Linked DNA regions of Homo sapiens: region 1 is linked to region 2. Evidence: chromatin loops called from intact Hi-C (ENCODE). Cell type or tissue: PC-9. All regions are shown on one strand. Region 1 overlaps MCU (mitochondrial calcium uniporter). Region 2 overlaps MCU (mitochondrial calcium uniporter).

Region 1 (2,500 bases), 50 kb after region 2:
AGAATGAGCACAGCCAGGATCTGAAATCAAATATATCTGATTCTCAACCCATCTCTTTTTACTATGTGACTCATTTTTAGGTAACAAAAACAGTAACTTCTCACTCTATGTTGATGTGTTCAAGTATAACACAAGAAACAGGATAAGGACATTAAAAAAACAAACTAGCCAGAATTCCACAAACAGCTAGCCAGAACTACATTAACTAAACTGGATGACATCTCTGGACATCAATCTCACATATAATGAAATGATCTCCACAGCAAATCGTTCCTTTATGTATTATCCTATTCTTGAAATTTTATTGCACAGCATAATACCGTTTTTTCACACAGTGCTTGTTCAGTCCCTATTCTACGGACAATCTTCATCTCCTCAAATTGGTAAGCAACACCTTGTAGGCAAGGATATGTTATTCTTTAGAATCTCTAAAGCGTGCAATACATTCCCATAGTATATATTCAGTAAACACCTATTAAGAGTTGCTGGGCAATACTCCTTTGATTTCTATAAAAATCTCCTTTCCAAAAGGATTTTCTTCATCCATTTCTACTACGACATTGACAATTGACACTAAATTAAAACAAGTAGCTATACGTACATAATAATGTTTTTCTTGCAAATTAAACCAAGATGAAAATTGCAGCCCTTGTAAGGGTCTTACTACAGATACAAGTTACAGATGAAGTGAGCCTTTATTTCCATGAAATGAGCCAGCAGGAGAATTTTACATAAACACTAAAAGTGAAAAACTTGCAATTCTGGACTATGAGCCAACACACAAAAGAAGCTCATTTCAATCTGTCAGATAAATGCCTACTCAACAAGCATGACTTCCTGGAATATATTTGGCTATTTTATATTCTGTTTCCTTAATCTGCCACTAACTGTGACAATCTCAGAATGTTTTTGAACTTTAGGATATATTTCTATTATGCACATTTTTGAAAACTCTAAAATGTGTTTTAAAGATGCATGTCTGACTAGTTTCTGCATACCACAGGGAAGTTCATTAACCTAAGTGGTAGGGGGCAGCAGGAGGGGAGACAGGGAGACAACAGAAGCAGGGAAAGAGAAAGGAGAAACAAAGTTGTAGCTTTGGTAAACACCACCACTAACCTTGTTGCAGAGACACCAAGGTTATTAGAAAAGTGACGGCAGTAGCACTGCCAGGTTTGGCTGGAGCAGCCACCACTACCACTTGCTTCGCCGACTGTGTAATATATGTGGAAATGTGGGAGATTCTCGTGCTACATCATGAAACTGCATCTGTATGCTAAATATCTAGAGACAGGAAGAGCCCTGGAAAAGGAAAAGAAGAGCAATCCCTGTACTATGTAGAAGCCTAAAATCCTTGACAACGCAAGATTCTCCTTGAACAGCTCTATCAAGCAAGTAAAAGACACACACACCAGGAATTGGTTGACTGGTGCTTTAAAATCATTATCCATGTGTGTTTTGCTCCTCACTCCAACAAGGGCATTATATAGAGCTGAGAACACATCAGCATTTAGGAATTTCCCAAAATACTCTTGGTAGGAGGGATTCCCCACACCCAAGCCCATGAAAAGGCAAAGCTGCTCTGCAACTTACTTCAGCCAGAGAGGCAGGGTGCACAGCCAGCCCTCACTCACACACCCACGCACACATACGGACAGGCTTTCCCTAGCATCCTGCACTGAAAATGAGGAGACTGTTCCCTTGACTCCCTGCACAGTGCCACATTAACATTTTCAGAAGCTACTGGATACACAGAAGGCTTTTCCTGACAAACAAGGACATCCAGAGATCTAATCCCTGCTGACAACTGCTTTGTGGAACTTTCTGTCCTTTTCAGACATGCCTACTTAAATCTATTCTTTAACCTCTCCTGCAACCAAATGTAGCCAATTAAAAATTGTACTTACCTTCAACAAAATGGGAAAATTACTCACAGCTACAAGGTGGCTTGATTTTAAGTAAATGAATCACATTTATATTAGCTTTAAAAATCACAATTACTATTTGCATAAGACACATCCTTCTAAGAGATCTATCAAAACAGAGCAACATTTTCCAAACGTGACAGTATTAATTTGATAGGATCTGAAAAAACAAAGCCTTTGTACTTCCCTTTTAGTGAAATTCAAAGTAATCTCTCTGAATTACATACTCTTTATATTGTTCTCAAGAGGGAGCAGAAGAAAATCTTCTTTTGGAAAATGTCATCCCCTGAGAGATCCAGGTAAGTGGGCATTCATCTTTGCAGTACAACATGAGGGGTTAAGCAAGGAGCTACACCATCCAACGGTGCCCGGCTTTCCCCCGGCTTCACTTGGATCAAGCAGCAGGGTTAATTACGTGGAACAGCCAAAAAGGTAAAGTAACTGGGTATTGACTTTTGGGGGCTGGTAATTTCTATAGTGCCTATGGCTCTAGACTTCCTAATAAGCTTTTCCTTAATCTGCTTTTGAAACTAAAGAGTCAAGAACAAAGTAAAACAATTTTTTAAAAAGAAATA
Region 2 (2,500 bases):
GCTTAAGGAGGGAAAGGAATATGTAGCATAGCCAGGTGGCATTATGGTCCTCTGGCTCTTGGCCACGTAGAAAGTACTGTTATCTGGGTACATACTGACTCTTGACTGGGGGCAACACAGCTACCTTTCTGGCCACAACACAGTGCTAAGTGCTGCTTTTTAACTTATACATTAATTGGTACTAATTTTTAGTTTTTTGTCTTTAAGAGACTGGAAACAGAGAGCCAGCTAATATTTTCCTTATTTTGATTTTGGTCTATTTTCCCCTTTTTAACCTTTCCATATTACAAATGAGTAATCACAATGGATTTTTCTTCCAAATTTAGAAGATTTGGCAAATATGAGCACACTGTCTATAAATTCACGTAACAGCTTTGGGAGGTGATTCTGATAACACTGCAAATATTATACTGACTAAATGTTGGGGATTCTAGTGTTCTCATGATTCATTTTCTGGGCTTCTTTAGTTTTAGGCACCCTTGTAAATTTGCAGGATGCTCTTTCAGTGGTTGTTATGCTTACGAATTAATGTTTCTAAGGTTGAAATCAGAGCTCTATCAAACTAAACTTTATACAGAGGAAACATATCTAACAGTCAACCCCTAAACTAAGCAACCTAAACTGTAAATGCACAATACCGGGTAAGAGAAATGACAATAAGAGTTGTAAACACATCTCCCTCCACTACCATAAAAACAACAAAGGTTTGGATCCTGTCGCCAGTTTATAGCATCATAGACATTTACGAAGGATTGCATTGGTCTCCAAGCATCTGTTTATCCCTTCCCACATCAAAGAAGAGTATTGCAGTCCTATGCCTAAGTAGGGAAAAAGATAAGCAAGAGCAGGAGGTCTCAGACTTTGAGTTCCTTCTGTCTAGGCTCTGATACAACAAGAGGCTGGAGTGTTTGATCATTATCCATAATGTGAAGACCCAATGGTTAGAAAACACCAAAGATGGTGCTTCTGTGATCTTCACATTAACTATGTCCCTAGTTTTAACAGATAAATGAGGCTGGGCACAGTGGCTCATGCCTATAATCCCAGCACTTTGGGAGGCCGAGGTGGGCGGATCACGTGGGTTCGAGACTAGTCTGGCCAACATGGTGAAACCCTGTCTCTACAAAAAATACAAAAATTAGTTGGGCATGGTGGTGCTCGCCTGGTCCCAGCTGCTTGGGAGGCTGAGGCAGGAGAATTGCTTGAATCCAGGAGGCAGAGGCTGCACTAAGCTGAGATCGCGCCACTGCACTCCACCTGGGCGACAGACCAAGGCTCCATCTCAAAAATAAAAGATAAATGATCATTTAACCTATAAAGTCTTAATGGAACTTAGTGTTTCTTCTTGGTTTCTTCTCTAAACTCACTAGATTCTCATCCAAATTTTATTTTCCTTCTCCTCCTTTCTCTCTCTGACCCCTAAGCCCACCTTAACTGAAAGAGTATGGTTTATAAATTTTTGTGTCAGAGAATAGGAAACACTGAGCTAAGAAGGAAATAATATTAGACATAAAAGGTGGATTTGCTGAAACTCACCATCAGAGGGCACAACAGTGCTGCAATAAACAGCTCCCAAATTCTGCCAGGAAGCGATCCTCTGGTGTACCTAGAAAACACAAAAGATACATCTACTGTCAGAATGGAACAACAAACATATACTTATGTGTGTGTATATAATAAATATATACATATGATTACTTAAGTAATATGCATGCTTTGTAGAAAACTTTAAAAATACAGATAAAAGAAAATAAAAGTCTTTCAAACTCCTATCATCCTGAAATAATAGTGGTGAACATTTTGGTATGTTTTCAAGATTTATGCAAACACATTTACATATACAAACACAAGTATACATGTTACATTAAACAAAATTAGAATTATACAAATCATGTTTTATGTACTTTTAAAAACATTTAATATTGATTCTAGGTGCTACCAGGCCTCAAGTAAACTTTCTGGCTTTTTCTTCCTCCGGTTACCTTTCAGATCTGCGTCTCCTTCCTATCTCTTACCAGGTATGAGAGTTATTAAGTAGCTGTATCAAGAATTTACTATTATTGAGTAGGCATCTGGTCTTTATGTTCACTCTCCTTTTTAAAAAACCTGGAGAGGCAACCTCACTAGTTGAGTCCTTAATCACGACCGCTTCAGAGTGTTAGAAAAAATCACTCACACTCACATCCACCTCTACTACTTCCTCGAAGAGCAATCACTGTGGATGTGGATCTGGGACTCAGGTTCTCATAACTAAACCATGTTTCAGAATGAATACTGAATACATTTCTCACTTGCCAAATGCTTAATTTATTCCTTTGTATCTTTTACTTTCCCAACCCCAAAAAGTATCAAAGGAAGAGGAAGGGCAGGCATTAACTGAACAAAATCCAATATACCAGCTTCAGGCCTGACATATTCCATTCCATCAGCACAAAGAAAAATCATTTAGTATCTACTAAGCTGTATTAAGGTGTGCATTGTCACAGAGTCCTAAATGATT

What was found. Hi-C counts contacts between places; a loop is a spot of excess contacts. Peaks named below come from ENCODE experiments on the same cell type or tissue, not always from the same donor. Only the 100,000 strongest peaks of a DNase experiment are listed, where the experiment ranks them.
Region 1: it touches region 2 in a loop (2.4-fold over the local background); 4 of 110 quality-filtered maps call a loop at or near these places.

Annotation. Positions count from the first base shown.
Region 1 is chr10:72,783,863-72,786,362 of GRCh38, reverse strand. All of the region lies in intron 1 of MCU (mitochondrial calcium uniporter), which reads right to left. Among named protein-coding and RNA genes, the nearest start is that of MIR4676, 64 kb to the right of the region's middle. In PC-9, no CTCF peak of the experiment used is centred here; a DNase peak (open chromatin) is centred at 1,542; H3K27ac peaks cover 1,233 bases.
Region 2 is chr10:72,833,465-72,835,964 of GRCh38, reverse strand. It overlaps MCU (mitochondrial calcium uniporter), which reads right to left. Exons shown (of 8, transcript NM_138357.3): 2 at 1,537-1,606. Among named protein-coding and RNA genes, the nearest start is that of OIT3, 59 kb to the left of the region's middle. In PC-9, CTCF peaks have their summits at 1,346 and 1,545 (motif pointing right); a DNase peak (open chromatin) is centred at 1,554.